Regions from separate parts of the Homo sapiens genome. Here region 2 is linked to region 1. The links are chromatin loops, found by intact Hi-C in ENCODE. Cell type or tissue: endothelial cell of umbilical vein. All regions are shown on one strand. Links, peaks and the distances in the headings refer to the core of each region. The heading gives the core; the rest is flanking DNA.

Region 1 (15,216 bases), core at 6,454-11,453:
GATGTTACTAAGTAAAAACAATGCAAAACAAGGCACAGAACAGATTTTATGGTATGAACCTATTTGTGTTTTTAAAAAGGTATATGTACACATAAATAAAATAATTATATAAAAAATTTATGGAAGGTATACACTTATACACAGGTATGGGAGGTAGGGGTAGGTAGAATTATAAGAATGTATATTTTCCTGGCTGGGTGCGGTGGCTCACGCCTGTAATCCCAGCTCTTAGGGAGGCCGAGGCAGGCGGATCATGAGGTCAGGAGATCGAGATCATCCTGGCTAATACGGTGAAACCCCTCCTCTACTAAAAATACAAAAAAAAAATTAGCCCAGTGAGGTGGCAGGCACCTGTAGTCCCAGCTACTTGGGAGGCTGAGGCAGGAGAATGGCGTGAACCCGGGAGGCGGAGCTTGCAGTGAGCCAAGACCGCGCCACTGCACTCCAGCGTGGGCGACAGAGCGAGACTCCGTCTCAAAAAAAAAAAAAAAAAAAAAAAAAAAAAGAATGTATATTTTCCTGTACTTAATTTAAAAAACTTCTGCATGATTATTTTAGTGTTAGTTTAAACAGCAACAACAAAATATTACCCTTATGATATGTTCTCTATTAGCTTATTAGCTGTACCTCTTTTTTTTTTTGAGACAGAGTCTCACTCCATCACCCAGGCTGGAGTCCAATGGCATGATCTCGGCTCACTGCAACCTCTGTCTCCCAGGCTCAAGCGATTCTCATGCCTCAGCCTCTCGAGTAGCTGGGATTACAGATGCATGCCACCACATCTGGCTAATTTTAGTATTTTTAGTACAGACAGGGTTTCATCACGTTGGCCAGGCTGGTCTTGAACTCCTGACCTCAAGTGATCCACCTGCCTCAGCCTCTCAAAGTACTGGGATTACAGGTGTGAGCCACCATGCCCAACCTATACCTTTTTGTTTTATTTTATTTTTTTTTTTGGTGGTGGTTCTAAGATTTTCAATATTACATCTTTAAGTTATCACAGTGTACCTTCAAATGATATTATGCCACTTCACATGTAATATAAGAACCTTATAGAAGAAGGGTGTACTGCTCTCCCCCGTCCTTTTGCTATCAATGTCATACATTTTATTTCCACACATTTTAAACCCCACAGTACATTGTTATTACTTAAAAAAGGTCTGGCCGGGCGCGGTGGCTCACGCCTGTAATCCCAGCACTTTGGGAGGCCGAGGCAGGCAGATCACGAGGTCAGGAGTTCAAGACCAGCCTGGTCAACATGGTGAACCCTGTCTCTACTAAAAATACAAAAAAAATTAGCCGGGCATGGTGGCGGGCGCCTATAATCCCAGCTACTTGGAAGGCCAAGGCAGGAGAATTGCTTGAACCCGGGAGGCGGAGGTTGCAGCGAGCCGAGATCGCGCCACTGCCCTCCAGCCTGGGTGACAGAGTGAGACTCTGTATCAAAAAATAAATAAAATAAATAAATAAATAAATAAATAAATAAAAGTCCATTATCTTAGAAATAAATTTTAAAATAAGAATATCTCTTATATTAACCCACATATTTCTATTTATTTTTTCTTTTTTTTTATTCTGAGACAGAGTCTCACTCTGTTGCTTCGTCTGGAGTGCAGTGGTGTGATCTTGGCTCACTGCAACATCTGCCTCCCGGGTTCAAGCAATTTTCGTGCCTCAGCCTCCCAAGAAGATGGGACTACAGGCATGCGCTACTATGCCCAGCTAATTTTTTTGTGTTTTTAGTAGAGATGGGATCTTGCCATGTTGACCAGGCTGGTCTCGAACTCCTGGCCTCAAGCAGTCTGCCTGCCTCAGCCTCCCAAAGTGTTAGGATTACAGGAATGAGCCACTGCACCCAGCCCACATATTTCTGTTTCTAGGCTTCATTCCTTTTATAGCTCTGAGCTTGAATCTGGTATATTTTCCTTCAGTCTGAAGAACTTTAACTTTGCTTATAGTACTGGTATTTTGGTCACATGTTTTCTCAGCTTTTGTTTGTCTGAGGTTGTCCTTATTTCACCTTTATGCTCCTAGCACTTTAAGGATGTTCTGTTGTCTCAGGCTTGTCTTGTTCCTGAAGTCTGCTGTTGGTCTTACTTTTGTTCTCTAGTATGTAATATTCTTTTTCTCCTCCAGCTACTTTAAAGATGTTTTTGTCATTGGAATTTAGCAGTTTGATTACAATGTACCTTGGTGTAGTTTTCTTTGTGATTAGCCTGCTTATGGTTTGTTGACATTCTTGGATCTGTAGGATTATACTTTTCACCAAAATTTTGGAAAATGTACTGCCATTATTTTTCCAGTTTTCCTATCTCTCCCCTTGTTCCTCCTCAATCTTCCAGAGCTCTATTTACATTTATTTTAGATGCTAGATATTGTCCCACTGAGGATCCCCATTCCCTCCATCTTTTTTTCCTCTGTGATTCAGTTGAATTGTTTCTGTTGCAATGTCTTCGCGTTCTCTCATCTATTCTTCTATAGTATCTAACATGCTCTTTATTTTATTGTTACAGAGACAGGAGGATCTCACTATGTTGCCCAGGCTGGTCTTGAACTCCTGGGCTGAAGTGACCTCCCATGGTGTCAGGATTACAGGTGTGAGCTGCAATGCCCAGCCCTACCATGCTCTTAAGCCAACTCATCCGATGTATTTCAAAATTTCAGATGCTATTTTTTTTCTTTAAAAGTTCCATTTGGATTTCTTTCTTCGTATTCATGCTCTCTTTTAAATCCTTGAACAAATTTGTAATATTGTTTTAAAAATCTTATCTGTTATTTCCTCGTCACTCTCATTTTTGGGTCTAGATGGACTGACTTTCTTGTGGTTGTGGATCAGGCTTTCCTGCTTTTTCTTACCTCTAGTAATTTCTGATTGGATGCTGGACATAGGGAGTGTTACGTTGTTGAGCATCTGCGTTTTGTTTTCTGCATTTAAACAGTGTTGAGTTTTGTTCTGGCAGGAAGTTAGTTTACTTGTAGATCAGCTGCCTTCTTATAGGGCTTGTTTGCTGTCTTTTAAAAACAGGTCTAGGCCGGGCGTGGTGGCTCACGCTTGTAATCCCAGCACTTTGGGAGGCTGAGGCAGGAGAATCGCTTGAACCCGGGAGGTGGAGGTTGCTGTGAGCCGAGGTTGTGCCATTGTACTCCAGCCTGGGCAACAGAGCGAGACTCTGTCTCAAAAAAATGAATGAATGAATGAATGAATAAATAAATAAAAGCAGGTCTAGGTCAGGATTGGAAAACTATGGCCCCTTGCTTGTTTTTATAAATAAAGTCTTCTGGAACACAGTCCCATTGTTTGTGGATGGTCTATGTTGATTTCATGTGACAGTGGTAAAGTTGAGAAGTTGAGGCAAAATCTATATGTCCCACAAAGCCTAAAGTATTTATTATCTGCCCCTTTACAGCAGGAAATTTGGTGACCCCTAGTCTAGAGAAGCCTTTACTTTTGGTCTAGTTTAGCCCTGTGCCTAACGTTGTGGCCTTTCTGAGTCTCCGTGAGGGTCGTGGGTGCTTCATGAGGTCCCTTAATTCTTCCTCGTTGGAGCTTGAATGTTTCTCACCCTGCTCCGCTTCTCCTGCCCCTGTGGCTGCTCTTTGCCTGGCCTCCTGGAGTCTCACCAGCAGCACGCCCTGCCTTGCCTTCAGGCAGGGACTCAAGGAGCCCAGCTCCGTTTCTGCCTCCTCCGTGTGGCTGTCTCCTCCTTGTTACTCTGCCGCTCTCATTCTGGCTGCTGTGGCCATCATGAACTCAGACCTCTCTCTCCTCAGCTCAGTGACTGTCACGGTCTGCATGGGCCCCTGTCTCCATGCAGAAAGCTCCTGTGTCACGGGGCACACCTCATTTGTCTTCCCGCTCAGGGACCACGTTCCTGTATGACTCGTTGTTCAATGCCTGAAGAAGTGTTTTATGTATTGTGTTCAGTTTTCTAGTTGTGTATGGTGGGAGGGCTAGGCTGTTCCTACTTAGTCCATCTTTTCCTGGAAGTGGTAGTCCCCCCAAGTATGATATAGAAGGGGCAAATGAAAGAAAGTGCCAGATAGATGAATGATGCGTGACGGGATCACCTTTTATTAAGTAGGTTAGAGTAGCTGATGGTTGATTTTTTTATTTTTATTTTTTATCTTTTTGAGACAGAGTCTCACTCTGTCACCCAGGCTGGAGTGCAATGGTGCAGTCTCGGCTCACTGCAACCTCCGCCTCCTGGGTTTAAGCGATTCTCCTGCCTCAGCCTCCGGAACATCTGGGACTACGGGTATCCACCACCATGCCTGGCTAATTTTTGTATTTTTAGTAGAGATGGGGTTTTACCATGTTGGCCAGGCTGGTCTCAAACTCCTGACCTCAAGTGATCTGCCTGCCTCGGCCTCCCAAAGTGCTGGGATTACAGGCGTGAGCTACCATGCTGGGCCTGATGGTTGATTCTTTACAGTGAATAAGTTGTTATGTATTAATGAGTTGTTCTTTCACTGAACCTAATTATCCCCCCCAGTGGAGTTTCACTTTCCAACTTACACACAGCATTAATATTTAAGATTACATTGGTGTATCACATTAATAGTACAGATTAAAGTTTGGAAGAGTTCAGCTTTCATGATCCCTAGACAACTAATTTGCAAGGCTAGATTTAGAGTTTCTCCTTTCTCTGATAGAAACATTTGCATTTCACTTGGGCTTTATAACGCCAGGTAGGTCAGAGGTTGAAACTGAAATAATTGTTAAACACGTAAGAGGATTTAAGGATAAAATCCTCCCCTGTTTTGGTGTTACAGATCTAAATTGGGCACTCAGTCATGTAGTGCCAGAGTGCGGGATTTGGCTGGCTACCTTAAAGGTTTAGTTAATTATACAGAAATCCTCTTTCAGTGTTAATCATTGTTCATGTCCTATAGAAAATGGTCTAATTGTTCTTTTCATTTAGCTATTTTGTTTAAGAAGGTCCTTTCTAGTCTGATTTGATTTCTTTCTTTTTTGAAATTAGGAAGTAAAGAATACAGAAAACATCTATTTACAATTCCATCAGTATTTATAAAAACATCTGTGTGCCCCCAGCCCAGTCAAGATATAGAATATTTCAGTACCCTAGGACTTCTTTATGTGTTGCACCTTGATCCCAGTTACTCCTTTTCTTAAAGAGGCAAATACTTTTCTTCCTTTTGTTGGCAATAATTATCTCTTCACTTTTCTTTTGAGATCGGGTCTCATTCTGTCTCCCAGACTGGAGTGCGGTGGTGTGATCATAGCTCACTGCAGCCTCGACCTCCTGGGCTCAATTGATCCTCTCACCTCAGCTTCCCGGGTAACTGAGACTGCAGGTGCACACCACCACACCAAGCTAATTTTTGCATTTTTTGTAGAGACAGGGCTTCACCGTGTTGTCCAGGCTCCTCTCAAACTCCTGAGCTCAAGCAATCTGCCTGCCTTGGCCTCCCAAAGTGCTGGGATTATAGGCATGAGCCACTATGCCCAGCCTCTTCACTTTTCTTAATGGTTTTCCTACCTGTGCGTCTCTAAAAGTTGTACTTGCGTTTTCGTGTGTTGCTTCTTTTCTCAGTATCGTATTGATAAGAATCAGGTGGTTGAGAAAAACATTTAGGTATGCTGTAGGGATAGAGTAACTATTTTAAATTCTTTTAAACAAAAAAATCAGGTGCTTGAATATATGTTGTTTACTTCTATGTAATATCTCATTTCATGTGTACATCACAATTTACTTATCCATTCTACTGCTGAACAATGTTGAAATTAGCATTACATATTTATTTTAGAGACTGCGTCTCACTCTGTCACCCAGGTGGGAGTGCAGTGGCACCATCACGGCTCACTGCAGCCTTGACCTCCCACGGTCAGGTGATCTTCCCACCTCAGCCTCCCAAGTAGCCAGGACTACAGGCAGGTGCCATCATGCCTGGCTAATTTTTCTTTGTATTTTTTTGTAGAGATGGGGTTTTGCCATGTTTCCCAGGCTGGTCTCGAACTCCTGGGACAAATGAGCATTCTTATATATTCTGGTACACCTAAGCAGGCATAGGATATAAGATAATTATATATTTTCTTCTTTTTTTTAAAAAAATGCCTGTTCAAGTCTTTTGCCCAGTTTTCTGTTGAGTTGTGTTTTTCTTACTGATTTTAGGAGCTTTTATATATTTTGAATATGTATTATAAATACCTCCCAGCCTGGGCAACATAGTGAAACCCCATCTCTCAAAAACAAACAAACAAAAAAAGTAGCCGGGCATGGTGGTGCACACCTGCAGTCTCAGCTACTTGGGAGGCTGAGGCAGGAGGATGGCTTGATCCCAGCAGTTCCAGGCTGCAGTGAGTCGAGATCGCACCAGCACACTCCAGCCTGGGTGACAGAGTGAGACCCTCTCTCTAAAAAACCAAAACCAAAAACAAATCTCAAAATCTTTCCACTCGGAGGCTTGTTTTTTCATGTTCCTTATGGGGTCTTTTGACATTCTCCATTTTAATATGGTCTGATAATCAGTCTGTTCCTTTAAAGGTTGGTGCTTTTTTTGCATCTTATTTAGGAACTCTCTTTCTCCCTTGATGGCATGAAGTTAATCTGTATTATCTGTTAAGGCTTTATGCTTTTTCTTTCCTGTTTAAGTTTTGTATAAACTTTGTGTATGGTTTAAGGTGGGGATCTAGTTTCCCATGTGGATATCTAGTTGTCTTAGTAGATTTTTGTGAAAAGCTCATCCTTCTTCCTCAGTTGCAGTGCTCTGTCGTAGGCCAAGTAGGTCTGTTTGGGACTTGCTGTTTATCCCATTGATCTGCTGGTGTCATTGGTCAGCCCTAGCACCACTCTGTCTGCTTTAATTACTAGGGCTTTATAAAAAATGTGTGAAGGAAGCACTTGTTTTTCTTGAGAATGTCTTGGCTATTCTTGTTCTTTTGTTCTTCATATAGGTTTAACAATTAGCTTGACGAGTTCAAAGAAAGAAAATTTGGGGGGTATTTGATTGGGATTGCACTGAGCCTATACATCAATTTGGACAGATTTGATATCTTTTCAGAATTGAGACTTCTGGTCCACACACATGGCATATCTCTTATTTAGATAGGTCTTCTTTAATTTCCCTGAATTAAGTTATATGCTTTTCCCTGTAGAGGTGTTGCCCATCTTTTGTTGGAATTCTTTTAAGTACTTGATATTATTTTGATGCTGTCCTAAGAGGCAACTTTAAAAAATTTAAGTTTTTAGCCTGTTATTTGGTAGGTATATAAGAGTAAAAATTATTTTTTATATTGCTTTATATGCAGCATTCATGATATCTCCATGTCATCAGGAGCCCTGGCAGCCATGCACACAGCTTCCTGCCCCCTTGATCCTGAAGAGTGTGTAAGGCTGCTGGGGATCGGATGCAGTTATGTAAGGGGTGTGGATGCAGAGGAGCCAGCCGTGGTTTCATGCTGGTCTTGAGTGTCATTCTAATCATGAGGCCACCTTACACCCCTCTACTCCAGGACATCCCACAGATCAGAAGGCTCATGGGAACCCAGATGGAGAACCAGCTCCTAGCACTGGCCTTCCCCATTTATCTTAACTGGTGCATTTCCAGGGCAGCAGGGCTGCAAGAGTCAGCCCTACAGCTGTCTGCCCACATGCCTGGGTCGGGGGAAGTTTTGGGCTTCATGTCAATTCTTGAGTTCCCGAGAGTTCGTGTCCAGGTTGGGAATAACTTGTCCCACAAATGCCTGGTAGAACTTGCCCATAAGGTCATGTAATCCGAAAGTGTTGTTTGTAAAAAAATTTTTAAAGTTCTGATTTAAGCTTTTAAGATGGTTTTTTTTTTCTTTTTTCTTTTTTTTTTTTTTTTTGAGACGGAGTCTCGCTCTGTCGCCCAGGCCGGACTGCGGACTGCAGTGGCGCAATCTCGGCTCACTGCAAGCTCCGCTTCCCGGGTTCACGCCATTCTCCTGCCTCAGCCTCCCGAGTAGCTGGGACTACAGGCGCCCGCCACCGCGCCCGGCTAATTTTTTGTATTTTTTTAGTAGAGACGGGGTTTCACCTTGTTAGCCAGGATGGTCTCGATCTCCTGACCTCATGATCCACCCGCCTCAGCCTCCCAAAGTGCTGGGATTACAGGCGTGAGCCACCGCGCCCGGCCGGTTTTTTTTTTCTTTTTGAGTCAGTTTTGGCAAGTTACATTTTAAGAAGACTTTGTCTATTTCATCTAGGTTTCAAATTTATAGGCATAAAGTTGTTTGTAACATCCTCTTGTGATCTTTTTAAAGTCAATGGGACTGTAGTAATGTTTCCTTTTTATTCCTGACATTGAGATTTGTGCGTCCACTCTTTTTTGTTGTTGTTTTTTTGAGACAAGATCTTGCTTTGTCACCCAGGCTGGAGTGCAGTGGTGCGATCATGGCTCACTGCAGCTTTGAACTCCTGAGCTCAAGCGGTCTTCCCCGCTTAGCCTCCCAAGTAGCTGGGACTACAGATGTGTGCCACCAAGCCCAGCTTATTTAATTTTTTTTTTTTTTTTTGTAGAGACAGGGTCTTCTTATGTTTCTTAGGCTCATCTTGAACTCCTTGGCCTCGAGTGATCCTCCTGCCCTGGCCTCCCAAAGTGCTGGGATTACGGATGTGAGCCACCATGCCTGGCCCCCTAGTTTATTTTATATCTTATTATTTCCTTTTTTCTACTTTCCTTGGGTTTGTTTTATTACCTTTTCCGCCATTCTTGAGGGGGAGATTCTTGAGATGAGTACTTACCTTATTAGTTTTCAGCCATTTGTCTTTTCTAGTGTATGCACTTAGCATTTAGAAATGTAAATGCTTAATGGCATTCAACAAGTAGTAGTTTTTAAAAATATATTTATGTATTTCAGAGACGAGGTCTCCCTGTGTTACCCAGGCTGGTCTTGAATCCTGGCTCCTTCCGCCTTGGCCTCCCAAAGTGCTGGGATTATAGGCATGAGCCACCATGCCTGGCTGGATATACAGTATTTTTGTTCAGTTCAAATTATTCTCTAAATTTTATTTTGACTTGATCAATTTATTATTTAAAAGTGTTGTAATTTTTAAACATAGAAGACTTTTTCTAGGATTTATTTTTGATTTCTTAATTGCATTTTGATCAGTAGACGTCTGTCAGCAGGGCAGTAGCAGGTGCACCGCACGTCTGTAGGGGGAGCCATCCACACCGTTGCCATGTGCGAATGGCGCCCCCTCGTGTTGTGGATGGTGTAGGTTGCACCGCTGTGTGCACACGTGTGCATACATGCATGCACACGCTTGGAATTTCAGCTGCTCTGTCCCTTATAGGCCCGTGCGTGGTCAGTTTTTGTAAATGTTCCCTGTGTACTTGAACACGATGCGTGTCTACAGCTGTTGGTGCCACCTTTTATACGTGTCCATTAAGTCAAATATTTTATTTGTGGTGTACAAATCATTTACACTTTACTGATTTTTTTGACTGTTTCTATCAGTAACAGAGAGGTGTATTAACACTTCTCACCATCATTGTAAATATGTCTATTCTCCTTATTAGACATATTTAGATAGAATTCTCTGCCCATTTGTGCTTCATTTATATTTTGAGGCCATATTGTTGTAAAACTGTTGTATCTTCCTGGTAAATTGGAGTCTATATTGTTGTAAAGTGACTCTTTATCCCTAATAAAACTTTTTGCCTTACAGTCTGTTTTGTCTCAGGATAGTTACACCAGTTTTCTCTTGGTTAGTGTCAGTCTTGTTTATTTGTCCTTTTATATAAGTCAACACTTCTGTAGCCTTGTATTTTTCATATGTCTCCTATAAACAGCTTGTAGTTGGATTAAAACAGATCAGTCTGATGATTTTTGTCTTTCAGTTGGAGCACTTAGTCTACTTACAGCCATTGGGGCCTAAATCTGCCATCTCTTTTGTGCTTTCTATTTGTCCTTCCTGTAATGTTTTTTTAAATGCCTTTTTATAGATTGAAAATATTTAATTTCTTCCCTTTTACTATTTTTGAAGCAGTGCACTGTTTTTCTCTTGTAATGGTTTCTTAGAAATTACAGTAGGAATACTGAAAAAAGTACAACGTCCGTCATGACCTTTATTCTTTTCTTAGACAACCCAAGACTTAGGAAATTATTTAATCCGTTTGTTTCTTGTATGTGAGTATTGCTGTGTACAGTATTTTATTTTTAACATCCCAAGTTACCATCCTTGTTTTCGGCAGTCATTGTTCTTTCAGGCTGATGCACATGCTTTTGACTCTTCGCTCTCCTTTCCTTTAGCGTCTCAGAACTTTCCTATGGGGCCACCTACTTTGACTGAAAGACTTCAGAATTCTTTTCTCATGACGGTCTACTGATGCCACATTCACTTCGTTAGTCTGAAAATATCTTTTTTGTTTGTGTGTTTTTGTTTTTTTGAGACAGGGTCTCGCTCTGTTATCCAGGCTAGAGTAAAGTGGCATGACCTTGGCTCACTGCAACCTCCACCTCCTGGGTTCAAGCCATCCTCCCAACTCAGACTGTTGTGTAGCTGGGACAGCAGGTGTGTACCACCACACCCAGCTAATTTTTGTATTTTTTGTAGAGACGGGGTTTTGCCCTGTGGCCCAGGCTTGTCTCGAACTCATGGGCTCAGGCGATCCACATACCTTGGCCTCCCAAAATGCTGGGATTACAGGCGTGAGCTCCCATGCCTGGCCTCTGAAAATGTCTTTATTCAGTCATAATTCTTTTTTTTTTTTTTTGAGATGAAGCTTCGCTCTTTTTGCCCAGGCTGGAGTGCAGTGGCACGATCTCAGCTCGCTGCAACCTCTGCCTCCCAGGTTCAAATGATTCTCCAGCCTCATCCTCCCAAGTAGCTGAAATTACAGGCATGCACCACCATGTCTGGCTAATTTTGTATTTTTAGTAGAGATGGGTTTCACCGTGTTGGTCAGGCTAATCTTGAACTCCTGACCTCAGGCAATCCATCTGAACTGGCCTCCCAAAGTGCTGTGATTATAGGCATGAGCCACCACACCCGGCCTCAGTTGTCATTCTTGAAAGGTATTTTTCCTAGGGATGGAATTCTAGAGTGATGTTTTCTTTTAGACTTTGAGGACAGCTGGGACCTACAGGTGCATGCCACCACACCTGGCAAGTTTTACATTTTTTTTATAGAGCTAGGGTCTTCCTATGTGGCCCAGGCTTGTCTTGAACTGCTGGGCTCAAGCAGTCCCCCTGCCTCGGCCTCCCAAAATGCTGGCATTAGAGGCGTGAGCCATTGCGCCTGACTCTCCAGCTTATTTACAGTCCTTTCCACGGAAGTCACTGAAGAATTGGATAAGTGTACAGTCTATACTTTTCATCAAGCAATAGATAAAGAGGTAGCAGCAGGGTGTCATGGCCAGGGTGTCAAACTGTGTGGAAGCTGCAGTCCAGCTCTGGAGCTGGGCTTCATGCCCATCTCCAGTGCCATTCTCTTCGAAGGGCCTTGGACCTGCAGCCTTCCTGGAGGGAGAGGGTGAATAGCCAAGATGCAGAATGGGCTTTCTTTGTAATCTGGAAGACCTACGCTTAATGAAGCAGTGTCAGTTTGAACACTTCTTAGGCTTATGCAAACATGTTTAGGTTATTTTAGCTGATTGAAGGCAAAATATGGCCTGACGCTGTGATGTGCGGCGCAGTCAAATGCGTCAGACCCTGGCTGTGTTCACAGAGTGCAGCATCCAGACTGAGGGCGGAGATAGCCTCTCTGCTCATGAGCTGTCTCTAAAGAAGCGCCCTCTTTAAAAAGATTGCACGTTACATTGGAATTTATTCAAGGTGCGTGGCTGAGATAGTGAAGGGATGCAAACCGTCATCTGAGGAACTTAAGTCAGGGAGCTGGGTTGTTTAGTGTGGAGTAAAGGATCTTTCATGAGTGAGTGGTTGGGGGGGTGGTACATTTCACTCCAGATGTCAACAGTCATTGCGATGTTGGCACTGCTTTGGTCCTGAGTTTCAAGGGAGGAAATTGAAGGCTTGAGAGGTGAAGTAATTTGCAGAAGGTCCCCTGAACTCAGGCCTGACTGTCTCCAAAGTGGCGTGTCAGCTGAGGGAACACAGGGTATCTTGCAGTCGTGATTTCTGATCAACACAAGCTGTCCAGCTTCCCAACATGGCCAAACAACAGGACAGACGTGGCTGCTTTCCGTGGGCTCTGTTGCTTCTGATTTATGTGTGTCTTTTCTCTTTGAGTTGAAGCATTAGAAGGTGTATCCACCAAGATCCAGTAAAGAAGACAGAAAACACACCAGGTATCTCAACCAAGCGGATTTAGGTGGGGAACTGGTTTTACAGGCTTTCGAGGGGCTGAAAGGGCCAAAAGGAAACCTTGACTGAGACGGTAACTACAGGAGGCAGGTGCTGCTGCTAGGGCTGGGGGAACAAATAGAAGAGGCTGGAGTTACTTAAATCTAGATGGCTAGAGAAGGGACCCAGTGAGCTGGGGCTTGGGCCACTGAGGTAGGGACACAGCCTGGCGCTTGCTGGCACCGCTGCTAAGTGCACAGTGCAGGGGCCTGGGAGCAGAAGGAAGCAGGAGGGCATGGGGGCGGCCGGCAGCTGGGAAGGGAACCATCCTCCCTCCTCGCCTGCCAGCCTCCCTGGAGGGTGCTGGACAGGTTTGAACTTCATGTGGTAGCAGTAATTTTAAGGTTTTGTTTTGTCCCCTTGCAACTCTCCTTACTTGCTTTGTCCCCTTGCAACTTATAACTACCTTACACAGGTACTCTGCATTGGTACTCTGCACAGGTACTCGGGGTTATTATTTACATATGGGATCTGAGCCTCCTGTGCTTTGCCCGAGTTAGGGCCTCAAGGACTTTGTGGATCCCTTCCTGATCTTTTATTTATTTATTTGTTTATTTATTTATTTATTTATTTTGAGATGGAGTTTCGCTCTTGTTGCCCAGGCTGGAGTGCAATGGTGCGATCTCGGCTCACCGCAACCTCCGCCTCCCGGGTTCAAGCGATTCTTCTGCCTCAGCCCCCTGAGTAGCTGGGATTACAGGCATGCACCACCACTCTGGCTAATTTTGTATTTTTAGTAGAGGCAGGGTTTCTCCATGTTGGTCAGGCTGGTTTCGAACTCCCGACCTCAGGTGATCCGCCTGCCTCAGCCTCCCAAAGTGCTGGGATCATAGGCGTGAGCCACCATGCCCGGCCCTTCCTGATCTTTATGGCAAGAGGTTTTTGCCACAACAACACTTCACACCTGACTGAAGCCCAGAGAAGCCCACGTCACGATGGCTGGAGGCAAGGAAGAGGATCTAGTCTTTTCTCTCTCCCAGAGGCGGGAGCCTTATGTCCACATCACTGTGAGCCTGCTGGCCTTGCCCAAGGACTATTCTTTTAAACTAAGAGAGTAAATTAAGATATTTCCGAGGGGTCTGGGATCCATGTAAATGAAAAAGTTCAACCTTTTTTGTAAGCCATGTTCTTAAAAATCTGCATGTGGGGTAGTTAAGTGTCACTTACTAGAGTCGAGGATTTCAGCGCAGGTCTTTTTGAAGTTCTGAGATGAACTTCTCCTCCTCTTTATACTTCTCATTCCAAGGATGCTGAGTGTGGGATTATTCCTGATGCAGTGCTGCCTAGGGAGAGGAGCCTCAGCACGGCATCTATCATGGGCTGCTTTGCTTCTGTATTTAGAAAGAGAACTAGAATTTTAAAATAATTGACTTACAACTACTTAGAAAAGAAAGGGCCAAATACTATGTGCAATCATGGCTTCCTCACGGTCAGGCATGTTTCCTGATCTCATCTCCTTTTTCAGGAGACTCTTTGGAAATACATGCATATATTTCATTATTGGGAATTACCAATAATTTAACCACTTTTGTGCTATTAGACATTTAGGTTGCTTCTGATTTTTTAATATTATAACTCATGTTATGATGAGACAGTGTATAAATCTTTGTTCAGATTTCTGGTTATTTTCTCAGTATGGTTTCTGGAAGTGATAGAAATAACTGGATAAATAATAAATAACCTTTAGGGGAATTGGCACGTTTTGCAAAATTGCTGTTTGGGAAGTTTGTCCCATTTTATGTGCCCGCTCGTGGGGTCTGAGGGAGGCTTTTTCCTGGCTCGGCTGCCAGCCCTGGGCATTGCCATTTGAAAATACCTTTGCAATTAAGTAGACGCTTGACCGTTTCATTGTTTTAATTATACTTTTCGATTATTAGTGTAGTTGAGTATTTTTACATATGTTTATGGGTCAGTTTCATTATGTTTAATTGTTTATGCCCTTCGTCCACTTGTAAGTAAAACAGTGAAGAGTGACCCGTGTGGGGTTTTTTGTGTTTTGTTTTGGAGACAGGGTCCCACTCCGTTGCCTGGGGTGGAGTGCAGTGGCATAATCACAGTTCGCTGTAGCCTCGAACTCCTCAGCTCCAGCAATCTTCCCACCTCAGCCTCCCGAGTAGCTGGGACCACAGGTGCATGCCACCATACCCGGCTAATTTTTTATTTTTATTTTTTGTAGATACGGGGTCTCCCTATGTTGCCTAGGCTGGTCTCAAACTTCTGAGCTAAAGTGATCCTCCCATCTCAGCCTCCTAAAGTGCTGGGGTTGCAGGCATGAGCCACCATGCCTAGCCTGTGTGGCCTTTCATACTAGGTGAATCTGTGGCCACCCACATCCTGAGAATTGTTTTGTTCCTCTTCCAACCTAGAGGAAGGTCCCCTTGGAAGTGTGGCTTGGGGCTCTGTGATTGAACCTTTCCTATTCATCATTTTCGTCAGTGTGTTGGATACAGATTTGGAAGGCGTGATTACTGAGTGCTGATGATATAAAGCTGGGAAGGACAGGTACTAATGTAGATGAAAGACTCGTGATTTACTCCAATCTTGAAAGGATGACATGCTGGCAGATTGTGGTAAAATATAACAGAGATACTTTGAAAGTCCTGCATTTAGTCTTCCCTTTCTCTCCCTTGCTCCCTTCCTCCCTTGCTTTCTTTCTTCCTTCCTTCCTTCCCCCTTTATTTGTCCCATCAATTGCGTAAATGCAGGTAAACATTTAGCCATTCCTGTGAAAGCCGCTGTGTATGTGGTGGCCTTAATCATTGTCCATTTTTGGGCCTGTGGATCCCTGTTATTCTCTGCAGTGGAGACTGCACATCGGGCCAGTGCATGCCTGCTATTCTCTGCAGTGGAGACCGCACATCAGGCCAGTGCATGCCTGCTATTCTCTGCAGTGGATACCGCACATCGGGCCAGTGCATGCCTGCTAT
Region 2 (15,216 bases), core at 794-5,793, 350 kb after region 1:
AAGAGCTGTCACGGCAAGAGCGGACAGGTCCCCACAGGTGCTGCTCAGCCCCAGCCCACCTGGACTTTCCGTGTCTCGGCAGAGGAGGAGCGAGAATCACCACCGAGCCCCAAGTGCAGGGTCAGCCTCCTGGCCAGGCCCTGGGGAGCAATGCTACCGGCACGTGCAGCTCACCCACCCGACCCCCCGGGGTGGGGGGGATGCACCTCTCACTGCACCTGCCCTGAGATCATGGGGAGCTCCCTGTGCCAAGACACAGCGTGAGAGACGCCAGCAGGCCACATGGCGTGGCACAGGAGACCCCTGGTGCCCAGCCTCACTCCACAAGCACACACAGACTCTGACAGCCCTGGCCGCCACAGGTTCCACAACAGGAAACACCCAAAGCTCAGTCCTCCTCAGCTCCACATCCTCTTTCTCCAGTAGCTGGGAGCTCCAGCCGGCCTGCAAAGCTGTGCGCTCCGTCCAGGCCACTTCACATGGGAGTCCCCGCTCTCAGTCTGGTGTCACGGGGCCATCACAGGAGCTGTCCTGGAACCAAGCGGCAGAGGCTTTTTGGGGGTTGATAAACCAGCACACATGGACGCACGTGGCATTGTCTGAACAGTCAGTTAGAATTGACTTGGGAGCTGTGCTGGGTCGGCCCTGGGGATGGTGGGACCGACGTGGCTCACACTTCACAGCCCGGGCCCCTCAATCCCTGGCCAGACGTTCAGGGGTTCTTGGTCACCAGGATACGGAAGTGAGCAGAGCACAGAAGTGCCGTCCTTAGGGGCAGCCCGGTGCTCCCGGCAGCGCCTTTGTCCCCAGCTGCAGCTCTTTTGAGCTCAGGAGTGGCATGACTGACTGGTGTTTCTTTTTCCTTCCAACCCTCCTGCTTAAACCCTGAAGACTGCGGACGACGCGGACGATGCTGCTGGACACAAAAGTTTCATCTCCGCCACGGTGCAGACGGGGTTCTGCGACTGGAGCGCCCGCTATTTTGCCCAGCCCGTCATGAAGGTGCGCCCGGGGTGTGGGGTTCAGAGTAGAGTCCTAGCGAACATGTGTCTGTCCCACTTCTTTGAGCATAAACGCTCAAGGCTTGTGGCTGTGGGAGCGTCCCATTGTGGTCGTGGTAGTGATGGTCACGGTTGAGGTAGAACCGCAGAAGAAACAAACTTCACTTACCTTCCTGTCGCCAAACGAAAAGAGAAAACCTGCCTCGCTGGAGCTTCCCAGTGTGACAGGTGTCACTTTGCCTTAACTGACAGGGTCACCACAGGCCTTCCCACTCCCTAATGGTGAGGATCACTCGAGGCCCATCCCAAGGCCACGCTTGCGTGGCTCCGAGGTCTGGGGACTGTTAGACGCAGCCTGCTGCAGCCAATCCTAGCGCATTTGGGGTTACACCACAAGACCATCTCTGAGGCTCAACCCTGACACAGCCCTAACAAGCGCCGTGTGCTGTGGACGCAGTGGCTGTGTTCCTGCAGGCTGGGGCAGGGCGGCGGCTCTCGGCCTCTTCGAGGAATGGGGCGGGAGCTGCTTTGTCAGCACAGTCCCAGTGCTCATCTCTCTGCCAGGGCCCAGCAGGGACTCGTGGAGATTTTCTATAAATCTAAAGTGCATTCTGAGCAAACCTGCCTCTTCCCTCATATATAATTGAAAGCTGAAACTCTCAGCTTATTCTCGATTGTATATCAAGCTTGCGTCTTAGTCATCTCTGTGAATGGTATTTGGACCCCATGACAGCTCAGTCCCTGTGGTCCTGTCTTCATAGTGAATGCTGATTTCTGTTCATAAAAACAGAACCATCAGGCAGCCCCTGAGGCAGGCAAGCCATGAAGCTTGAACTACGGAGCCCCTTTACTGCAAAGAGAGAGGAGTTCGCCTCCCTCTTCTCACATGAACCTGGGTGGACAGTGGCCTGGCTGTTCTAGAAAGCGTCTTGCCGGGAAGCATCAAACGCCTTAAATAGCCGTTCCCTTTGACCCAGTCATGAATCTGCTAAAATACTGTCTTGAGAAAATAATCAGAGATGTAGATGACTTCCGTGTTGTTTCTAAGAACGAAAATTGAGATTCACTTAAATGTCCACAGAGGGTGAATAGTTAAAAAGTTATGAAATATTTGATGAGATATTATTGGAGCTACTGAAAAGTTAAACATTAAAAATAGTGTCCTAAGGAAGCGCTCATGACAACATTCCTTAAAAAGAAAAAATGCAAAATGCAGACCAAGAAGCCAGATTTACAGAACAATCACAGCCGTGCTTCTCATACAGACACAGATGTGCATACGACGGAGACCAGCAGAGCCCGCTCCTAACTAGAGATTCGCAAATGGCGCCACCCACGACTGCACTGAATTGGGCTTCTTTTGTGCCTCTTCTGCAGTTTCTACACTAAGCACGAAGCACCTTTAGAGTCGGGGGAAAAGAATCAAAGAAACAAACCCCAGGAGATCATTGAGGCTGGTGGATTCAGTCCTAGTCAGAAGCCCCTCACCAGGCCCACCTGCTGGGCTCACCGCTGCTTACCTGCGGGTGGCATGAGGGTGGCGGCCCCTGCAGACAGAGGGAAGTGCCCCTTCCCATCACTAGGAGGCTTCTGGTTAGGAAAGGAAAGCATACACAAATCCTGGAATTGGATGCAGGAAGCAGGAGCCACCCAAACTCTGAGTGAGCCAGAGCTGGGAGGTGGCTGGACACTGTGCCAGGGGTGCCAGGCCGTCCTCTAGAACTGCGGCCCAGTCTGTTGAAAAGTCAATGGAATTTAGTCTAATGTTAACAAGCTTGGTGTCCTTGATGCGGTCTCGTGCTTAAGGCAGACAAGGTCAGGCGACTAAGAAACCCACATGGTCTGGTCTTCGCTCTTGCTGGGATGGCAGTGGCTGTACATGTTGGTAATTTCTTGGTGTGATAACGAGAGGCTTTTCTTGAAGTCCTTGAAAAATGCCTATTCTCAGTCATCTATCCTATGATGAAAGAGGAATGGCATAGATAATCCAAAACTCATTGCTCTTAAACTTAAAAATGAATTTGACTTTTCCCCAAAGGATTTGCTTTCCTTTCCTAAGCATTTTTAAGTACACAGCAGCTGATTGCAGGAGGAAGTTCCCCAGAGGCATGTGGAAGGCCGTGTGTGTGTCTGTCTGTCTGTCTGTCTGTCTGTCTCTATGTGTGTGTGTGTATCCCTGTGTCTGTCTGTGTGATGTGTGTGTGTATCTCTGTATGTGTGTATGTGTATCTCGTGTGTGTGTCTGTGTGTTTCTGTGTGTCTGTGTGTGTGTGTCTATTTGTTCCGGTGTGTGCAAGCCCCAAGCCAGCGTCTCCTCTCCCTTTCTTCAGATTAGCAGCCCCTCCTCCGCCTGCCCTCATCTCCTCCATTTGCACATCTGAGAATTCCCGCCCGCACGGAGGAGCTGGAGGGTGTCAGCCTTGTGGTCTGGCCCTGCCAGCAGGTCCTGCTGTGTGGACACTGCAGAGGAGATTAGTCCAAGGGGATCCATGTAGGAGCTGCCATCACACAGGAGGTTGATCAGGAAACGGTTGCTGAATGAGTAAATGATTGTCTTCCTCTGCCCCTGCCAAGTATTTGAAAACAAATGCTCACTTGGTTGTCGTTGAAACAACAGGCTCTGGGTGTCATGATGGAAAAGAGCGCCGTGTTGTGGTCGGCGTCGTCTGTAACTCCTGATAGCAACTGCAGTCTTAGGAGTGTCTTTAACATTAGAGACCTTTTCCAAACTTCAGAAGAGGAAGCAGGACGTGTTTTCTCTTGTTTAAAAAAAAAATTGTTTTCCTACTTTTTCTAGGTGGTATTCATAAAGGTATTCTTTTACTGATTTAATTCATCATCTAATGACATTTGTGTAACGAGCTGCATTAGGAACTTCTTGTTATTAGCCTGCTTCACATGTAAACTAAAAATAGCTCTAAGGCTAGGATTGAACCTAAAAAAGAACAGAAGAACTGCAAACCCGAAACTGCTTCAAGGTATATAAGAAACTAAAACAGTTACCAGGTCACAAAATAATGACCAGTTTACACTGACATGCAACTAGCGATTAGCAGGATGAGCATCCAAGGACACCGTGGTAAGGACAGCGTCTGCTAACGTTTTTATTAGTTCACCGTCAGATTTCGTACAGGTCCGTATGACTAGAAAGAGCCGTGTTCTGTCTGCGGCTCACCTTTGATTGGTGAAGCAACCTCCTTTCTTCCCATGTTGGTTTACGGAGCTCGTGTCTACATTAGAAACCACAAAAGAATATTAAAAATGGTCTGCCGTGTGCTTAAGAAAGAAAAAGATGTATTGAATTGTGTTCTGATTACAAAAGTCATACAACTTTTTTCTTCTCTCAGTTGGAAGGTTTCAAAAATTGATTCTATCCAGAGAATCAATCCCTACAAGGCTGTAGGGGCATGTGAACTCTCAGACACTGTTGGTGGGTGGGTCCAGTACTCCCTTTGCTTAGGGCAATTAAGCAGTAACTGTCAGGATTAGAAAAGGGTATACCTGCAAAGCCAGCAATCCTGCTAGGAGGCATATATTCTTAAAAACCACTAATATACATGTCCATGAAAGGGTTCTGCCCGGAGATGTTCATGATAACATGATTTGTAATGGGAAAAAGTTGAAAAGAATCACTTAGTAGGAGAGTTAATTTAAAATGATGGATCCATGGGTTAGAATACTATACAACCATTAAAATTCTTTAAGTTGTATCTTTCTATGAGGACTTGGTTGGATGTCCTTGATCCAAAAGGTAAAATAATCAAATTGTACAAAATGCTTGCACGAGCTCTGTGCTTCTGTAGACTGGAACAAGCACGGGAGGAGGCTTGGCCAGTTACACAGCAGGCTGGCCACACAGTGACTTCTAGAAGGTGGAGTTGGAGCCAGGCAAGGGGACTGTTCTTTTTTTCATCATTTACTTCTGGATGATTTGAATTTTTTAGAAAGAACAGTTATTAGTTTTGCAATTTAAAACAGACTAAAATACCATTTTTAATTATAAAAAGCTTTAAGAGTCGATACGCTGTTGGGAGGCATCACACGCAGAACCCAGTTTATTTCACACAGCCCTTAAAGCTACAGTGGGGATTTCCGTTTGGCGGCTCCGCAGAGCATGGGGATCTTGTTTTGCCCTGAGAGCATCTGCTCCTCTAGGGTGGATGCGGAAGCTGCACTGCCCGTCATCAGATCTGCGGCTGTGCAGCTGGGGTTTCAGTGCACCATTAGAAACTCAGGCAGTGAAGGAGCGACTTGAGATGGCCATAGTCCCCACGCAGGGTTCCCTCCCAGCACTGGGGTTGCCCTGCCTGCATGGCTTCCGGTCCCGCTTTTCTCACTATGCAGTGAACATTGAGCATCCTGTCATAGATTCTCCCACAAAAATGACTTTTTCTGTTTTGTTTTGTTTTTCTCCTCTGAGAATGACACTCTGTGTGACATTCTTTATATAAACCTGCAGCAGGCAGAGCCTGAGAAGTCCCCTCGTGCCACCCTCAGCTCAGTTCATCCTTGGCTCATCCTCGGCTCATCCTCAGCTCATCCCTGGCTCATCCCCAGCTCATCCTCAGTTCAGTTCAGCTCATCCTCATCCCCAGCTCATCCCCAGCGCATCCTCAACTCATCCCCAGCTCATCCTCAACTCATCCCCAGCTGCTCCTCAGCTCATCCCCAGCTCAGCTCATCCCCAGCTCATGCCCAGCTCATCCCCAGCTCATGCCCAGCTCATCCCCAGCTCATCCTCAGCTCATCCCCAGCTCATCCTCAGCTCAGCTCATCCCCAGCTCATCCTCAGCTCATCCCCTGCTCATCCTTAGCTCATCTTCAGCTCATCCCCAGCTCAGCTCAGCTCATCCTCAGCTCATCCTCAGCTCATCCCCAGCTCATCCTCAGCTCATCCCCAGCTCAGCTCAGCTCATTCTCAGCTCATCCCCAGCTCATCCTCAGCTCATCCTCATCCCCAGCTCATCCTCAGCTCATCCCCAGCTCATCCCCAGCTCATCCCCAGCTCATCCCCAGCTCATCCTCAGCTCATCTTCAGCTTATCCACTTCAGTCTGCTGTGGGCTTCACCCGCCTCAGGAGGACAGCTGGCTCCACCCCAGCTGCAGCTTCTAAAATGGGTGCTTCCTGTTCTTTCCTGGAAAGTTCAGAAGGAAAGCAAATGGATAGGTCGATTCCCCTCCAGGAAGACCAGAATAGAATAAGTCGTTGGTTTTGGATGGAAGCTGCGTGAAGAACACACTTGGTGGGTGGAAGTGGGAGACGTAGCTTCTCTGACTTTGTTTCCACTCAGCCACCACCAGCTGGACTCTGGTGCTCGCAGTCTCCGAGGCAGCAGGACAGCTTCCTCCCACAGCTGGGGCAGGGACCGTGCAGTGCCATTCTGCTCACCTTTCTCCACACTTGGCTGTAGTGCCAGCGCCTGTCTGGTAAATTACTGCTGAGTGTTAAACAGTCAGGGGTCAGGTTTATCAGCCAAGTCAGACAGGCTTGTTTTAGAGAACACTGTGATTATTCAGTGTTGTTTAAATTAAATACGTGGTTATTCTAACCGTGCATTCTTAGAGAGTTTCATCCTGGTTTTGCTTGGCTGCACGTGCAGAGGGTCCTGTGGGCAGTTCCTTCGGCCTCAAGCGTATGGGAAATATTGCTCTGGTAAAAGCCGCAGCCTGGTTCCACCTCCGCCTGCAGACAGCTGGAAAGAGCACCACTCCCACCTTGGAAATAAGAAAAGGGCAGAAAAGCTATAAAATTCTGACTTTTCCTGAACTCATCAGAGAGCTGAGGTGGCAGGGGAAGTGAGTTGCCCAGCAGGGAAGGGAAGAGGTGCCTCCAAGGAGAGCCGGACCATGAGCACCAGTTCCCTGCAGCAGAGCAGAAGGGGCCAGCAGGGAGAAATGCTCACCTGAAATTGGCAGTGGTTTGCGCAAGGCTAAACCTGGACCAATGGAGAATCTCAAACCTTTGGGAGCCACAGGCTGCACAGGCCATGGACGTCCACTGGGCCCTCACCCAGAAGATTGAGGTGGGACACGAGAAGAGCCCCTCAGAGGTGTGGGCCCGCAGCAGGCTCTCCTGTGCTGCTCCCCACAGAACATAACCTGCAGCTCCTGATGAAAGACAGCAAACCCTGTCGCCCCCAGAGCACAGGCGAAGACCCACTGCCACAGAAGAACTGCAAAAGAAAACCTTCCATCTCCAGCAGGGCGAGGACCTGCCACGTGTGGCACACTGCAGGGAGCAGGACAGAGTCACTGAGAAGGTTCCACCCTGAGACCCAGAGACACAGGCCCTGCCTCAGTCAGAGTCTGGGCTAGAGCAACAGAGAGCCCTTCGGACCCTTCCAACAGGCTAGCAGGCTCCAGGCAGCAGGCACAGCAGTCGAGCTGTAGCAGGGGCACAGGAGCATAGAGAGAGAAGCCCCCCAAGGTGCAGACACACGAGGAAAGCCAAAAACCAAGGGAGGGTGGGGTGGGAACCCTGGCAAAAACCCTCCCGAAACCCAGGCCCTGCTTGAAGCATGAGGTAGTGTGAGAGGAATCCGAAGCTGGCCACATGCTGAGTGTCACCATGGCAACAGTAAAACCCAAGCCCATTTCAGTGCCTCGCTAGATTGACTGAACTCTTTAACAGTCTAGTAATAGAGGCACACCCATTTCCAGGCATGCATATATATATATATATATACACCTTAGTCTCTGCTGTTCTACACATGAAGTCTGGAATTCATTCAGAAATTAGGAGAGGCTGGGCATGGTGGCTCACACCTGTTATCCCAGCACTTTGGAAGGCCAAGACAAGAGGATCACTTGAGCCCAGGAGTTCAAGACTAGCCTTGGCAACGCAGCAAGACCTCATGTCTACTAAAAAGAACAAAGGAAAAGTATGAGATGCCCCCAAAAATATAAGACAAACACGCCTGCCATCAAGAGACAAAGCAGAGAAAGACCCAAGGGCAACCCAGATGTTGGAACTATCAGAGATGGAGTGGAAATAACCAAGATTAATATGACCTAAAGGCATTGACAGCAAAGGTAGACAACAAACATGAACAGATGAGGGATTTCAGCAGAGAGTTGGACACTAAGAAAGAGTCAAGTGAATGCCCCCCAGAGGCCTATCTGTGACCTCAAATAGCCAAGGAAAAAAATCAGTGAATTTAAAGACAGGTCTATAGAAAGTACCCAAAATGAAGCACAAAGACTACAAAGAGTGGGAAAAAAACAAACAGGATTGCAGATCATCTGAGAGCTTCAGGACAGTACAAAGCAGTCCAACATCTAACCACAGATCCAGCAAAGATCCCAAATCATGGTATATACAGACACACACATGCACGTGCACACACACATATACACACACAGCTGGACACATATCTAAGCCACCACAAACCAAAGATAAAGAGAAAACCTTGAAGACCTCTGGAGCAAAAGGACACATTACTTACAGGGGAACAAGGACAAGAATCACCACAGACTTCTCATTAGAAACTGTGTAAGACAGAGATAGTCCAGTAATATCTTTAAAGTGCTGAAAGAAACTGTCAACCTAGAATTCTGTACACACAAAAATATCTTTCCCAAAAGAAGGTAACAAGACAAACATATCCTCTCTTGCCACTTGTCTTCAACACTGAACTGGAAATTATAGCCAGGGAAGTTAGGCGAGCAAAAGAAATAAAACATATCATATTGGAAAGAAGAATAAAGCCATCTCTGTTCACAGATGACATGATCCTGAATATTGAAAATCATTCAAAATCCATTTTAATAGAGTATCAGAACTTAAAAACCAATGCAGCAGTATTGTACCCACAAGCTCAATATCCAGTAACCATTTGTATCAGAATCCCCTACACTAGTAATGAAAACCCTAAAAATGCAATCAAGAAAACACTTTCATTTATAATCATAGCAAAAATAATAAAATGCTTAAGAATAAACCTAGTAAAAGAAATGTAAGACTTGTACTGAAACATTATTGAATGATACTAAAGAAGACTTAAATAAAGGGAAAGAAATCACACATTCATAGGTCAGAAGACTAACATTAAGTTGGCAGAACTCCCCAAATAGCTCTACAGATTCAGCACCATCCCTGGCAGCCTTTTTTGCAAAAATTGACAAGCTGATACTAAAATTTGTATGGCAATATAAGGGACCCAGAATAACAAAAGAAAAATGTAAGAGACAAACATACTGAACAACTCACGCTTCCTGATTTCAAAACTTACTACATAGCTGCACTAATTAAGATACCATGGCATTGGCTTAAGAGCAGACATATAGGTCAATGGATTTGAATTGAGAGCCCAGAAATATACCTTCCGTCACTGCTTTATGCCTATAAACTCTACAATTTAGGCGAGATAGACAAATTCCTTGGAAGAGATTACTACCCAGCGTCATTTGATAGCAAAGAGATAACCTGAATAGTTCCTGTCTATTAAAGAAAATGAAGTTTTCTTGCTTTGTTTTGTTTGAGATGGGGTCTCATTCTGTTGCCCAGGCTGGGGTTCAGCGGTGCAATACCTTCCATCACTACTTTATGTCCATAAAACTCTAAAATTTAGATGAAATAGACAAATTCCTTGGAAGAGATTACTACCAAACGTCATTCAGTAGCAAAGAGATAACCTGAATAGTTCCTGTCTATTAAAGGAAATGAAGTTTTCTTGCTTTGTTTTGTTTCAGATGGGGTCTCATTCTGTTGCCCAGGCTGGGGTTCAGCGGTGCAATACCTTCCATCACTACTTTATGTGCATAAACTCTAAAATTTAGATGAAATAGACAAATTCCTTGGAAGAGATTACTACCAAACGTCATTCAATAGCAAAGAGATAACCTGAATAGTTCCTGTCTATTAAAGAAAATGAAGTTTTCTTGTTTTGTTTTGTTTGAGATGGGGTCTCATTCTGTTGCCCAGGCTGGGGTTCAGCGGTGTGATCATTGATCTTTGCAACCTCAATCTCCTGGACTCGAGAGACCCTCCCACCTCTTCCTCCCCAGGAGCTGGGACTACAGGCATGCACCACCAGACACAGCGAATTTTGAAATTGTTTACAGAGATGGGGACTCGCTATGTTGCTCAGACTGGTCTCAAACTTCTGGGCTCAAGCAGCCACCTCAGCCTCTCAAAGTGCTGGGATTATGGATGTGAGCCACTGCATCTAGCCAAGAAAATGAGTTTTTAACTAAAAACTCAACACAGAAAACTTCTGACCCAGAAAGTTTCGCTGGCAACTGTACCAAACCTTTAAGGAGGAAATAATACCACTTCTGCACAACCTGTCACAGAAAATTAAAAGGAGTGAACACTTCCCAACTCAGTATATGAAGGCAGCATTTTTCTGATATCAAAACCAAAGATATCACAAGAATAAAAAACACAGATTCCCAAGTCCTCAGCATCGTATTAACAAGCTCCAGCCAGGCACAGTGGCTCATGCCTGTAATCCAGCACTTTAGGAGGCCAAGGCAAGGAGGATCGCTTGAGTCCAAGAGTTCAAGACCAGCCTGGGCAGCACTGCAAGACCCTGTCTCAAAAAAAAAAAAAAAGGCATTATACAAAAATCAGTTGTATTTCCATATGAGCAATTGGACATTGAAATTTAACATCAGTACCATTCAAAATAGCACCAAAATACATGAAATACTTAAGTATAAATCTTTTTTCAAAATATGTGAAAGATATGTATTCTGAAAAATATAAAACACTGATGAAAGAAATGAAAAGGTCTAAGTAAATGGAGACCATGCTCCTGGTTTAGAAGACTCAATAATATTAAGATTCCAGTTCTCCCTAAATTGATACATAGATCAATGCAACCCCAATCAAAACCCCAATAGGATTTTTTTTGGTAAAAATAGAGAAGTTTATTCTAAAATTTATGGGGAAAAGGAAACTAAAATAACCAGAACAATTTTGAACTAGAAGAACAAAGTTAGAAGCCTCACACTATCTTATTTCAAGACTTGCTATAAAAAAAGTAATCAAGATGGTGTGGGATTGGTGAAAGGTTAGATGCGTAGATCAATGGAACAGAATAGAGAGCCCAGAAATTGGTCTACACAAATATGTTCAATTGATTTTCAACAAAGGTGCAAAAACAATTCAATTCAATGGAGAAAGGATACTCTTTTCAACCATTGGTACTGGAGCAATTAACAACCAGTTGTCAAAAAAAATAAAAAGAAGAACCTCGATCAGTACTTCACACCTTATACAACAATTAACTCAGAGTGAATCATAGCCCTAAGTGTGAAACCTAAAACTATAAAACTTCTAGAAGGAAACAGAAAAAAAAATATTTCTGACCTTGTAGGTTAGGCAATGTCTTCTTTAATAAGATGCAAAAAGTACAAGTCAAAAAAGAAAAAAACGATAAGTTGGGCTTCATCAAAATTAAAAACTGCTTTTTAAAGACAGTTAAGAAAATGAAAAGACAAGTCACAGACAGAGCGAAAATTATAAAACACGTAAGATTAAGATCTTGTGGCTGTTATACATAACCCTCAAAATTCCATGATAAAGGAAATAAGCAGCCCAATTAAAAAACAGTGGCGAAAGATTTTACAGACACCCCACCAAAGAAGATATACAGGTGGCAAATAAGGACATGGAATGATGCTCATTGTTAAGGATCTTAATCACGGGAAAGTACGGACCCCTGCAGTGAGATCCCACTACACACCTGTTAGAATGTCTCGAATCTTAAAATCTACCAAGTGTTGGCAAGGGACACGGAGCATCTGAAACCCTCATTCTTGGCTACTGCAACTACAAGATGCTACAGACACCTTGGAAAAGGTTGTCAGTTTCTTACAAAGTTAAACGTATGCCTACCATGCAACCTAACCATTCTACTCCTGGATATTCACCAAGAGAAGTGAAAACATGTTCATTCAGAAACCTGTATGTGAATGTTTATAGTGACTGTATTCATAGTCACCAAAAACTGGAAACAACCCAAGTTTCCTTCACCTCGTAAAGAGAGAAGCTGATACAACCATACAATGAAAGACTCATCAGAACAATATTTAAATAAACTATTGATAAACGCAGTGGCACAGATGCATCTCAAGTGTATCATGCTAAATGGAAGAAGCTGCTCAAAAGACTGTATCCTGTATGATCCATGTATACAACATTCCAGGGAAGGCAAAACTGTGTGGAACTGTTCTATATCTTCCACATTTATCAAAACTCCGCCTGTACCTACAGAGGGCGAAATTCACTGTACGTAAGTTACATCTTCATCAACCTCATGTTGCGGGGAGAAGAAACTCTTTTCCCTCTTGTGCTGAAGTCACATGAAAGATGATGTAAATGCCTTGTTGAGGAGTGAACGTGCATAGCAAGCTCCGAGCTTCATTCAGAGCTTCTCCCCCCTCCACAGCTTGGCGATTTGTGGTAACACAAAGGCTGTGTCCTTGGACGTAATGTACACGAGACACTGGCAGAATCAAATCACCTCTGTTGCCTGTGGACTCACGACGCACACCACTACCTCTTCCGCCTCTTCCTCTGCTGCCTCTGTCCACGGAGGGGACTTTATTGTTCAGTGGGGAGGGGATAGTTTGTTGCTAAACCGTGGGGAAAATAATAAAAAGCGTCAAGGGGAAAAGCACATCACAGAGGCAAATTTGCCCTCACTTCAGGTCATCAGGAGCTAAGCGGGTGGAGAGGGAGGGAGCTGGCAGTGTGAGCGTTTAATGTGTTAGCGATCTTTTCCCATGGGTGCCTCTCCCCTTTTGCCTTCACCCAAGTCTTTCTCAATCTTGATAGTCATGTACCTGTTTTGAATTTTATCCCCTGCACCTTGAACCTTTCTAAATTCAGAGGGATTGAAGATAAGACTCAGCTCTAAGGCTCCCAGATTCCCCGGATAAGAATTTATCCCAAAACTGCCCCAAACTGCTGCTTTCCCGTAAGTCTTCTGGGGAACCTCTAATCTCCCTTTATTCCTGAGCCCCAGGTTTTTCTTTGCAACAGGAAAGGAGTTGTGTTTCATTGGCTTTCAGCTGAAGCCTCTGTGGGAGGCTTCAGAATCGTAATTGGTTTCTGTCTGAGTGGAAGCCAAGAGGTACAGGAGTGTCAAGATCCTCATCATGTAACAGGATCAGCGGCACCCACAGCCTCCAGGAGCTCTGTTTACAGGGAGGCTCAGCCTGCACTGGGCCTGGGCCCTTTTTTACTGAAAAGCCTTTATTCAGCCTGAAGAGAAACAGGTGGAGAGGAGGCGACAGAGCCGATGATGAAGAGCTGCGGTGTCATTTGCTGCCTCCGTGCTGAGCGGCGGTCACATCCTAGTTTCCCAGGGTGGGTGCCCGCATCTTCCACGGCATCTCTGCCTTCCCCTGGCCTCTCCATCCACCGCTCTCCCTCCTGCCTCACGCCGCACCTCCACTTCTGCCCATGCTTGTCCTGTGACCCTCGTGGTCATAGCTGGTTGTCCTGACACAGACACTTGGGGTGGTTCCGGAACCGCGTCCCGTTCAGAAAGTCTCTTCCCAGCCCAGCAAGGGCTGTAAAGGAAGGCTGTGGGCTCTCTCCTAGAGCTCAGATTAGGGAAGTGGCGGCCCCTACCCCTACAGGCAGAAGCCCCTGGGCCGGGAGAGGGCCCTTGCAGTGCCGTGGCAACAGGACAAGTGTGGGGCCCCCTGAAACCCCTCAGCTCCTGTCTCCGGGCGTCCTGTGCCCCTCCCTGTTCTGGCATGGGCCCCCTCTCAACCTTGCAGTCGTCTTTGTTGTCTTTGGAGCTGAGGCTCTGAAGCCGCCCCATTTCTACCCCCCACGTCTGGATTCTTTGCCTGAGCTCAGGCCCAGGACCATAGAGTGCCGGGCCAAGGAGCTGGAATTCCCATCAGTTCCTCTCCCTTCCCACTCGAAAGTTCCTTCTAGACTCTTCCTCTAATTTATTCCCAGAGAAGCCCGAGTCTCATTAAAGTGCAATGTCTCTGTTCCTGCACAGCTTTGAGTCTTTCCACCGCGGGTTTTTTCTTATTACTGTTCTATGTTATTTACCATTTGTCATTTCTTTTCTAATAAGCTCAGGATTGTCGTCAAGTGAAACTGGTTGCTAAGAATCCACAGTCTATCCCATTTGCCGTTGCGGGATTATTTCTAAATCAGAAAATGTGCGGAGGGAGCCATTTGACACCTTTTGTGGTTACTGTTTCCGGGTTTGGATGTCTTTTTTGCTGTGTTGTTGCTGTTTTATCGAGTGTGGTTTTGTGACTTTTAAGAAGAAAAAGAAGGAAGCAGAGCAATCAAATGCTAGGAACTGAGCCACAGCCACCCATGAGCACGGGGTCAGACATGAGGTTTGGGGCTTGCCTGTTTCTGTTTTGTAATCAGAGCTGACACAAAGCATTCGAGGAAGAGACACAAAGAATGCTCTGTAAGCATTTGCACATGATAACCACCTACAACGACCGCCTAAAACTCCACACGGAGAAACCGTTTTCTTTCTCCGCCACATTTACGTGCAAGGACGCAAACACGGCCATGCGCCATAGTCTTTATTCCCATTTCTTCTATCAGAGAAAGCGACTTTTTAATAACTAATGCAGGCTCTCTTTTTCCTTTGTCGAGACAGAGTTGCTTTTAGCCAAAAGGAATTAGGGTTCTTACCTTGTTTATTTCATTTATTTTATATTTTGGGTCTTCACAAGTCTTAGTTTCTTAGCAAGGAACAGAATTAGCCAGATTGACTGGACGGCATGTATGCTTAAGGAAATGCATCTGCGTAACCCAGACAAGTGGCCATCCTCCCGCGGAAAGTCAATTAAATCCTAGTTAGTATTTGCCAAGTGTGGACCTCTCCTAGACGCTGAACGTGCACACCCCAACCCACATGTGCGTGCACACACACAGACACATGCACGCACTCGCACACACGCACACACACGCATGCACGCAAAGGCCCTGAAGTGAATGAAGACCTTTGCTCAGGGAAGAGAGGGCAGCAGCATGTCTAGCGTCTGCATATTTCAAGTGAAAATAAACTTGGTCTTTCTGAAGCTGTCTCATTAGGGAAGGCACTGAAGTTCTCACGAGTTAGTTTAACCCCAGCCAGGCTTGCAGCTCAGCACCCTCCTAGCTCTTCCACCATCAGGAGCCCAGTGGCACCCCCTCTGCTGCCCAGGAAGGTCCCACACTCTCTCGGGGCCCGGCCTGGCCTCTCATGAGGCTGTCTTCCTTCTGTCTCGTAA

What was found. A loop is a pair of places that touch in the nucleus more often than their neighbours do. Peaks named below come from ENCODE experiments on the same cell type or tissue, not always from the same donor. Only the 100,000 strongest peaks of a DNase experiment are listed, where the experiment ranks them.
Region 2: it touches region 1 in a loop (10-fold over the local background); 2 of 110 quality-filtered maps call a loop at or near these places.

What each region holds. Positions count from the first base shown.
Region 1 is chr17:80,566,348-80,581,563 of GRCh38, forward strand. All of the region lies in intron 1 of RPTOR (regulatory associated protein of MTOR complex 1), which reads left to right. LOC105371922 (a long non-coding RNA gene) reads right to left here. Exons shown (of 5, transcript XR_007065932.1): 2 at 13,457-13,620. Among named protein-coding and RNA genes, the nearest start is that of RPTOR, 29 kb to the left of the region's middle. RefSeq lists an enhancer at 9,002-9,296. In endothelial cell of umbilical vein, for the core only: a CTCF peak has its summit at 9,141 (motif pointing left); a DNase peak (open chromatin) is centred at 9,174.
Region 2 is chr17:80,924,479-80,939,694 of GRCh38, forward strand. It overlaps RPTOR (regulatory associated protein of MTOR complex 1), which reads left to right. Exons shown (of 34, transcript NM_020761.3): 24 at 892-1,002. Among named protein-coding and RNA genes, the nearest start is that of CHMP6, 60 kb to the right of the region's middle. In endothelial cell of umbilical vein, for the core only: a CTCF peak has its summit at 3,646; a DNase peak (open chromatin) is centred at 3,563; H3K27ac peaks cover 1,516 bases.